Linked DNA regions of Mus musculus: region 1 is linked to region 2. A link is a loop called in an ENCODE intact Hi-C map of the cell type or tissue named here. Cell type or tissue: heart. All regions are shown on one strand.

What was found. A loop is a pair of places that touch in the nucleus more often than their neighbours do. Peaks named below come from ENCODE experiments on the same cell type or tissue, not always from the same donor. Only the 100,000 strongest peaks of a DNase experiment are listed, where the experiment ranks them.
Region 1: a loop joins it to region 2, with 3 times the contacts of the local background. A loop is called at or near these places in 18 of 42 quality-filtered maps.

Annotation. Positions count from the first base shown.
Region 1 is chr7:16,395,669-16,400,668 of GRCm38, forward strand. It overlaps a transcript of Zc3h4 not described here. Among named protein-coding and RNA genes, the nearest start is that of Zc3h4, 3.0 kb to the right of the region's middle. In heart, CTCF peaks have their summits at 446 (motif pointing right) and 2,858 (motif pointing left); DNase peaks (open chromatin) are centred at 3,143, 3,643, 3,933 and 4,353; H3K4me3 peaks cover 2,004 bases; H3K27ac peaks cover 2,052 bases.
Region 2 is chr7:16,450,362-16,455,361 of GRCm38, forward strand. It overlaps Tmem160 (transmembrane protein 160), which reads left to right and starts at 2,418. Exons shown (of 3, transcript NM_026938.1): 1 at 2,418-2,809; 2 at 3,760-3,852; 3 at 4,800-5,000. The coding sequence starts at 2,602. In heart, no CTCF peak of the experiment used is centred here; DNase peaks (open chromatin) are centred at 2,530 and 3,220; H3K4me3 peaks cover 1,721 bases; H3K27ac peaks cover 1,513 bases.

The sequences.
Region 1 (5,000 bases), 55 kb before region 2:
TGCTTGGAGTTGAACTCAGGACCTCTGGAAGAGCAGTCAGTGCTCTTGACTGCTGAGCCACCTCTTCCGCTCTTTCTTTCTTTTCTGTGATGAGCTCTCATGCGGTCCAGCTGAACTCTACGTTGCCGTGTGCACCGCAGGATGATTTTGAACTCCTGATTGCGCTGCTTTAATGTTTCTGGAACTTTCACCTTTTGCCCCAGGCCTGACTTTCATTACCTGTTAATGAGGTAATCACTTATGATGAATGTCTGGTTCCTGGAAATAAACCCCTCATCACTGTAACTAACAGTAAAAAAAAAATAATTTAAGAAAAAAAAAACCAAAAAAGCAAAGCAAAACAAAACAAAGGATCCTAAGGGAGGGTATACTGGTCCCTGGAGAAAGTTGATTACTGAAAACTACTGGTTAATTTTTGTCAGTAATTTCACAAAGGTCCTCAAGGGGGCGACATCATCCCCCAGAAGAGGATGAATCTGTCCGTTTAGATTTTATTCCCTGGTACCTTTTTGCTAAAAGCTGGGTTGAATTATAAAATGAGAGGGAAAGAGAAATTGGTTTGCATGAAGCAGGGACAAGTTAGTGTAATGCCTTTTTTCCCTGATTGCTTTCTTTCCTCTTTTTTTCAAGACACTGTCTCTCCTAAAACTTGCTCTGTTGACCAGGTTGGCCTCTAACTCAGAGATGCAGCTGTCTCTGCCTCCCCAGTGCTGAATTAAAGGTGTGCACCCGCACTGCTAGGTTCTGATGAGTTCCTTTCTCTTCCAGATGGCTCCAGGGGCTAGTACCAGGTCCTTCTTCACTCAAAGGGAATAGGGTATCTTCTTGGTAGAATCCTTTCTGTTATGTAATAAAACCCTCCTTAGAGCCAGAAAGGAAAACCCTTGTTAGCCCAGGGGTAGAGTTCGATTGGTTAGAGAGTTTGCTTGGTACACAGGAAATTCTGGGTTTGATGCCCTAGGTGGGATGATGTCTGACTGTAATCGCAGTACCCCAGAAGTGGAGGCAGGAGGCTCAGAAGTTCAAGGCCATCCTCCACTATATAGGAAGTCGAAGGCTAGCCTGGTCTACATGAGGCAGTCAAATATCCAGATAGGGAGAGCATTGAGGATGGTGATAGGCACCTCCAGTCTTACCTTCAGTTAGAAGATCAGAGAGAATAGCCTAGGAGTTCCAGGTTATTCCAGTAGCATAGCAAAGTCCAATTTGGGAAGAGAAGAGGGAATACAAGGGACAAAGCAAGGCAAAAGGAGATCCAGGGAGGAGGTCTACTGGCATTTTGTTGTTGTTGTTGTTGTTTTTCTCCAATAATAAATGGCAAAGGTCAGGTATGGTGATACATCTCTGTTGCCAGCACATAGAAATTGGAGATGGGGGGGGGGTCAGGAGTTCAGGGTTATTCTTAGCTCTATAGAAAGTTTAAGGCAAAATGCTAAATGATACTGTCCCCCCCCCCAGTTCCCTCCTCCCTGCAGAAAACAGGGTTTCTCTGTAGACGGCTGTCTTGTAACTCATTCTGCAGACCAGGCTGGCCTTGAACTCACAGAGACCGCCTGCCTGTGCCTTGTGAGTGGTGGGACTAAAGTCATGTGCCCCCACCACTTGACACTTGTCTTTAAAAAGCCAACAAGTTGAAGTACTGAGGATGTGACTCAGAAGTACCTGCCCAGCATGTCACCTGTAATGTCCTAGGAAAACGTTTTGCTAGGGAGGGTGTGATGGATCTCTACAAGGCCCTGGCTGTCTTGCAACTGTAAACCAGTCTGGTCTCAAACTCATAGAGATCTAGCTGCCTCTGCTCTTGAGTACTGGGCTAAATAAAGGTGAATACCACCATGCTGAGCTGGGATGTTTCAAACAGTGCTTCCACGGAAAATTTTGCTTGTTTGTTTCAGACAAAGTCTTGCTATTTAGCCCTGGGCAAAAACACATTGAGTAGTAAAAATGACCTTGCTGGGATAAAGATCTATCGATCTAGCCCAGCTAGACCAATGACCACTTCCTTTTACCACGTGGAACCCAGCTGACCCTGGCTGATCTCAGGTCTCTGTGTAACAGCTCTGGCTGTCTTGGAACTTTCTCTATAGAGCAGGCCGGCCTCAACCTCAACCACACAGAGATCCACCAGCCTTTGCCTGTGGTGTGCTAGGATTAAAGGCATGTGCCACCACCTACCTTTCTTTCTCTCTTTCTTTCTTTCTTTCTTTCTTTCTTCCTTCCTTCCTTCCTTCCTTCCTTCCGTCCTTCCTTTCTTTCGATGTATTTATATGAGTACTCAGACACACCAGAAGAGGGCATTGGATCCCATTACAGATGGTTGTGAGCCACCATGTGGTTGCTGGGATTTGAACTCATTGGAAGAGCAGTCAGTGCTCTTACCCGCTGAGCCATCTTGCCAGCCCGCACCCTTATTTCTTTCTTTCTTTTTTTTTTTTTTTTTTTGGTTTTTTGAGACAGGGTTTCTCTGTATAGCCCTGGCTGTCCTGGAACTCACTTTGTAGACCAGGCTGGCCCCGAACTCAGAAATCTGCCTGCCTCTGCCTCCCAAGTGCTGGGATTAAAGGTGTGCCCCACCACCACCCGGCCGCACCCTTCTTTCTTGACAAGAGCTATTTAGCTCAGTCTAGCCCTATTAATTAGGAACTGAGGCTGAGGATGTGTCTCAGAATTTGTGTAGCAAATACAAGGCTTTGGGTTGCCCAAAAGAAATTAGATTAAGAATTGCATCCTGGGGCTGGTGAGATGGCTCAGTGGGTAAGAGCACCTGACTGCTCTTCCGAAGGTCCAGAGTTCAAATCCCAGCAACCACATGGTGGCTCACAACCATCCATAACAAGATCTGACTCCCTCTCCTGGTTTGTCTGAGGATAGCTACAGTGTACTTACTATAATAAAAAAAAAAAAAAAAAAAAAAAAGAATAGCATCCTGACAGGAGGCTCTAGCAACCAGTCTGAGATAAGTGGCTCACAAGTTTCTCAGAAGAGTTTTGTGTCCAGGCCCCCATGTTAGCATACAGAACATCCAGCTGACCTGCATCCAGGTACCCAGTGATGGTTTTAGTCTTCACCTCCTGCTGCCAGGTTTGGCAGGTGTGTGTTCCTGACAAAAGGACTCCCTAAACCCAATTCCCTGTCTCCCCCACACACACCTCCCGTGTGTGTTTTCTGAAATCTCTCTCTTCCCATTTCTGTTCCTGGTGCCCCTTTCTGACTGTCCTTTGTTCTTATGGCTCTGCTCCAGTCTGTCTGCCTTTACCCCTTCTCCAGACCCTCACTCCTGTCCCTTCCCCCCCCAATAAATTTCTTTATACCAGATGACGAGCTGTAACATCTAAGGGGCATACCTTTGCATGGGCCCACCCTTGCTGCATTGTATTTCATGACACCCCACCCCTGCATTTCAGGAGAAAAATGTTTTGTTTTTTCCTCTTGTCACTGGGCTCCGACTCTCTTCTTCCTTGTCCCTGCCTTGTCCCGTGATCCCGTCTTTCCCTTTATTCTTGCATGAGGTTAGAGGATGTGCTATCATTGGGGAGTCGGTTCTTCCACCATGCGGGTCAGGCGGATCTTGAGTTTCTCACTTTTCTGCCTTCACACTAAGTGCTTCTGGGGCCACCGCAACTGATTCTATAAGGTGCTGCGGATGAAGCTATGGGTTTTGTGTATGCTTAGAGGCTAGCACTGCTAACTTCAACTTTTCCGCATATCCTGACTCCAAACACTCGGTCTTAAGCCAGTTAAGCTTCCAGCCTTCGCGTTCAGTCTCCATCTACAAACTAGGAATATCAACTTGGGTAGGAGGTGAAACTTCAAAATACTTTTGTTAGCGGTTTAAGAACCCGGTCAAGATCTCCACTTCGCCCTCACAGTTGGCACCACCCTTCTCGCCTCCAAGGATGACGCCACTGGCTGAGTTATGTAGTGACGTCATCTCCGGGCCGCCTCTTCTCCAGCCCCTCTTCGGGAACGACCGACTCCTGGGACCGGTCTCCGGCTTTCGGTTAAATTTTTTCCCCTCCCATTATTCTCCCACCTAAAACTTTGGGCTCTTCCCGCCTTCCTTCAAACTAGCAATTTTCGGCTCTTCTCGCTTGCTTTGGGGGCGAGTTCCTGAAAGTCATTTACCCTTGAGTTAATTAATCGCCTTTCTAGCCCCACCCGTTCAGCTTATTCGCTAATTCCTATTCGCTCCGCTCAATGTATTTCGGCTACTTCCGCCTCCTCCCGGGATCCCTTCCCTGACTTCGGCTCTTTCCGGACTCTCGCCTCGCCCCCCCCCAGGGGGGGGCTTCTCCCATCCCGAAGCGCTTCGGCTATTTCCGGCTCTCCCGGCCTTCCCTAGCCCCGCCCCCACGACCACCCTTGGTCCTTTAGGTGGGTCTCTGATCCGCTCCGCGTTGCTGCAGTGACCTAGATCTTCCCTCGGCTCTTTCCGGCTTTTTTCAGAGTCTCGTTAATCTCAGCTGTGTTCGGCTCTTTCCGTGCCCTCTCCTCCGCCTCGCCCTTCCGCTTCGGCTCTTTTCGCCGACTTTCGGGCGGGCTGGCTCTGCCCTTCTCCACGTGACGCTCCTCCGGCCTCTCCGCTACCCCCTCCCTCCACGCCCTTCCTCCGGCTTCAGCCTCCGTGCTTGTCCCGGCTGTGCCGCCATTTTGTGTGAATTCCTGACCGCGGCGGGGGCCCGGCAGCTGGGGCATCTAGGGCGGGCAGACAGTCGGCCCATCTCCATAGCCCGATCCCTCTTCTCCCCGATTTTTTTTTAACCATCCCCCCTGCTCGCTCTCCTCTCCCCCCCTTTCCCTTCGCTTGCTCCGTCGCGCGCGGGCCCGCGCTAATTACACCCAACCACCCACCAGTGTCCGTGTCCCCCGGGTCTCAGGCCTTGGGGGGCCGCGTGTGTGTGTGCGTGCGTGTGTGGCGGAAGGGGACCTCTCGTCCCGATGAGGGTCCCGTGCCCGTGAGCGAGTGACCTCAGGGCCAGGCTGCGGAGAAAGCAGGCGGC
Region 2 (5,000 bases):
TAAAGAAGTTTTGATGCTGTGGTTATTGCTGTAAAGTTATTCATGGTTTAAGGTCAGTGTTTCCATCTTGTTCAAGCTTCAAGAATGGCATATATAGTAACTTGATCATGTTAGCCCTTCTTGTCCTGGAAATGCTTTTATTCCTTCTCATTTTGATAAAACTCGCCTTTAACAACATCAGCATGTTGGCAGCCAAAATACAAGGCTTGAAACTGAAAATGGACCCCAGACAGAGCCATTAGTTTAACAGGCTGGCAGTCAAAGCTGGGTAAGATTATGCACAGAGCCTTACCAACCTAAGACAGATGGGTAAGGAAGGCATTCTTGTCAGAACAACCTAACACAGGCATAGTCTTGTTTATGATTTAAAAAAAGGGCTGGCAGTGGTAGTGCATGCCTTTAATCCCAGGTGGATTTCTGAGTTTGAGGCCAGCCTAGTCTCCAGAGTGAGTTCCAGGACAGCCAGGGCTACACAGAGAAACCCTGTCTTGAAAAACCAAAATACAAATAAGTGTGTGCGTGTGTGTGTATGTGTGTATGTATGTGTGTGTGAGTGTGTGTATGTGTGTGTGAATGTGTGTGAGTGTGTGTGTGTATGTGTGAGTGTGTGTGTGAGTGTGTATATGTGTGTGTGAGTGTATGTGTGTGTGAGTGTGTATATATGAGTGTGTGTGTGTGAGTGTGTGTGTGTGTGTGTGTGTGTGTGTGTGTGTGTGTGTGTGTGTTTATATCCAAATTGTCCTGGTTTTACCTCTATGAAGTCCGTTTCCTCATAGACTCCTGGCTTGGTGCTGCAGTACTGAATACCAGGGTTCTTCTCATTGGCAACCATATTAGCCAATCGACAGCCCTTACAGTTTTTAACAATTTCAGCTGTTTTCAGACTGGCATCTTTAATTATGATGAGGGACTGGTAGACTAAGTCCTGCATTCTCTGGCATCCTATGTGTGAAGAACATTGAATCTTTTTCAGTATGCGTATACCCATTTTCTCTGGTACAATTAGTTTGTGATCAGCTAGCTGTCCTCCATCATCTCTTAGGACACTGAGACATGGACAGGGTTTTGGCTCAGATCACATCTTCTGTCTGATCAGAGAGTATGAGGTTTCCTGGGTCTAGGGCAATCAAGGACATGAGGAGCCCAATTTTTAGGGTCACTCACTGGGCTGTCTCACTGCCCTCTGGGACGGAGTTTAGTCTGTCCTTCTGCCGCCAGAAGGCCTCTCTCTATATAAATAGTCCCATAGATATCAGCAGTAGCAAAGGCACACTGGCTATCTGTGTCTCTTGTCTTTTCTCAGCTGTAACGCCTTGGTCAGAGCTGCCACCAGTTCAGCTTTGTGGGTTGATACTCCTGTCCGGAGTGGCTCTGCACATATGATCTGAGCAGTCATGCAGAGGCCCACCGATCAAGGTCAGGGTCAGGCAGCAGGGCAGCTGAAAAGTCATCCTGGGGCATTCAAGAAGAGAGGCTGGTAATGAGTCACCCTGGCGTCATCTTTAACCAGGAGGCCATTGCTGCACTGGTGTATACACAAGGTGGGGGTCGGCTTCTGGCAATTGGTGACAGATTGGCCATTGTCTGATGCCAAGGCCCTGAGTCCCCTGGCTCTAGGGAGGTCACCTGTAGTTAGCAAAGTAAAGCCTTCTTAGAGGAGGCACAATAGTCCGAACTTTTCAGGGCCCCTAAGAGGTCTTGGTTGTTTCTTTTGTTTCTGTTGCCACTGAAAGTCACTTATAAACTGATGAGGAGACTTTACCTTCAGGTTTTAGCAAGGCAGAAAGTTCAACTTTATTATCTACAAACAAGTTGTTGGGTTCCCTTTCACCTTTAGGGCTGCCCTGGGCTTGGGAGGGGCACCTTTGATCTTTAGCCCCCTCCCTCTTATCTCCTTCTCCTGAGACTATCTGTTTTAGGCATTTCTTATGTGTCCCGTGGTTTGGCTGTGGCTGCTATCAAGATCTTTGCCAGGTCTTGAGTCTGTTGCTTCTGTCCCCTCCTCTGCTTCTCCTCTGCAGTCTCTCTTCTGTTAAATACTCTCTCGGCCACTCTCACTAAGTTTGAGTCCCAGTACCGGTAATAACGTTTTGGAAAGAATCTAAGTAAAGACAGGAATGAATTTCCAGAAATGACATCTTATTAAAATCTGCATAGAAGAAAAACTGAAGAGGAATACAACAAAATAGTTATGTGTCCTCTTTAGTGAGGTAACTGGTAGTTGTTTCCGTGAGTTCACCACAGTTTTGCAACTAGTCTAAGCAACTAGTACAAGTTTTGTTTCCTGGCTGTTGAGAGCATTAACTTTTTTGAAACTACAAGTCCCAGCAGATATTCCGCCGCACCCTTCTGCAGGTCGAACTGCCTGCCGTACATTGATCTCTGGGATTTGTAGTCTGATGATAAAAATAAGGTGGGTCACACACTACCGGCACATATAACTGAAGTGGAGACACAGCCAGATACACCAATAGGTATTGCGTTCCGGGATAGAGTTGCGGGCAGATCACCAATGGTTGTGTCGCTCCTCATGAGTGATGTGACCTCCAGCCTACAGTAGGCCCGTGGGGCGGAGCTGGTGTCGCGGCCCCATTGCGAGCCATGGGAGGCGGCTGGTGGTGGGCTCGGGTCGCGCGCCTGGCCCGCCTGCGCTTCCGGGGGTCTCTGCAGCCTCCTCAGCGGCCCCGCAGCGGGGGCGCGCGCGGGTCCTTCGCCCCGGGCCACGGGCCACGCGCGGGAGCGTCGCCGCCTCCAGTGTCCGAGCTGGATCGCGCGGACGCTTGGCTCCTCCGCAAGGCACATGAGACAGGTCAGTGGCAGGGGCCGGGGTCGTTCGCGCTACAAGGAGAGGGGTTTCAATGTGCACGTGGGAGTGGGTGGCCAGAGTAAGGCAAGCATCTGCTGGGAACAGGGCCTGTGCTCAGCGGGGGCAGCTTCCTCATGTGAGCGCAGGGAACCGGTGTTGGGGGTTGGAGATTTTGCAGCCTGGCCGCATAGGACACCATCTTTCGGGTCCTGGCTAAAGGGGTACAGCAGGGATTAGTGGGGGTGGGGAGGAGGCTACGGTTAGGAAGAAGTAGTTGGCAGCACCACACTGCCTAGGTGAGAGACCGTTCCAGAGGCAGCTGGGAGGGAACAAGTTGCTTGAGACAGGGGTATCCGTTAGGATTACAGACAGAGGGGACCACTTGGAATAAAACAAGAGTGTGGCTACCCGCAGAAGATGGGGAAGTTCCGGATTGGACCAGCGTGTAACCAATGGTAGAGAAGGTGGCTGCTGATTGGAGGGAGAGGTGATCTAGACTGCAGAGGGAGGAATCTCAAACGAGGCAATGAGTTGAGAGATTGGAGCTGGTCTGGTGTTGAATGGGGCTAGTAGTGGGAACAGCCTTTTGGCAGCACTCAGGTACTTGAGTGGTGGGGAGGTGTGGACGCAAGGATGAGGCCATGCTAGGTAGGAGCGGTTACCACACAGGGGAAGGGACAGGCTGGAGAAGTTTGTCCCAGAGGTCTGAGGGAGAGAGGGAAGACCGCAGGATGCACAAGGGAAGACTTGGGAAGACTTTCTATCCTCAAACTTCAATTCGTGCTCTAGATTTTGAACGTCTGGGACAGAAGGGTAAAGGAATGGGACTTGCATGGGGCTTCCCGGAAGGGATCCGCATCTAGAATACTTTTGTCTTGTGGCTGAATAGGGTGAGAGGGGATCTAGGAAGCAGGGCTTGCTGATGCAGAGCTCCATCCCCCAACTCCCCGCAGCTTTTCTCTCCTGGTTCCGAAATGGACTTCTGTCATCCGGCATTGGGGTCATCTCCTTCATGCAGAGTGACATGGGCCGGGAAGCTGCCTATGGTGAGTACAGACCATCCCTATGGGAAATGGGCCCCTCCCCCTTTTCCTCCAGTTCTGAGTCCTCCTACCCTAACAGTTGGAAAAGGAGAGCACTCCCTCCATTTTCTCTTGCCTCACTAGTTACATCTCCTCTTACACCTCCTTCATCGGCATTGTGAGGAGTCCACCAGACAGTTTCCAAGTAGCCTTGACTTATGTGGACACCTTTGTTTATACCCCAGACCAGCCCCTTTGGATATTGAATTTCTCCTCCAAGTCTCACATACTTCCTTTTACAAAGTCTCATGTATTTGAGTCCTTGTCTGCCTTTATTTGTTTGTTTGTTTGTTTATGTATTGCTATAACGGGAAGGAAAGCAGCCTACTAGTTAAGTGCTGTGTCACTGAGCTACACATCGCCATCCTTCCACTGGAATTTTTTAGCCAAGTGCTCTACCTTTGAGCCACGCCCCCAGTCCCTCACTGGGGGATTCTAGGCAGGGGCTCGACCACTGAACTACATCACCAGCCTTTTTGTTTTTTTGAGATTTATTTTTATTTTATGTGTATATGTGTATATGGAGACCATGTGCATGCCTGGTACCCATGAAGCCAGAAGAGAGCACAAGAACCCCTCGGACTGGAGGTACAGATGGTTGTGAGCCACCATGTGGGTTCTGGGAACTGAACTCAGGCCATCTGAAAGAGCAACAAGTACTCTTAACCTTGAAGCCATCTCTCCAGGACTGCCCCCCCCACCCCACCCCTTCCCGTGTTATTTTGAGGCAGTCGCAGTAGCCCGAGTAAGCCTTCCGTTAGCTAGCACTGCTCCAGCCTCTCACTAGCTGACGTTAGAAGCCTTGTCCCGCCCTGTGCTCGTACTGACTCATCCTCCCCACCCGTCACCCTGTCAGCCCCTTGGGATACGCTGGACCCTGTAACTATTGACTACTGCTCCTTCTTCCACAGGCTTCTTCCTGCTGGGTGGCCTGTGCGTGGTGTGGGGCGGAGCCTCCTATGCGGTGGGTCTGGCAGCGCTGCGGGGACCCATGCAACTGTCGCTTGCTGGTGCTGCCGCTGGTGTGGGGGCAGTGTTGGCTGCCAGTCTGCTCTGGGCTTGTGCAGTAGGTCTCTACATGGGCCAGTTGGAACTGGACGTGGAACTGGTGC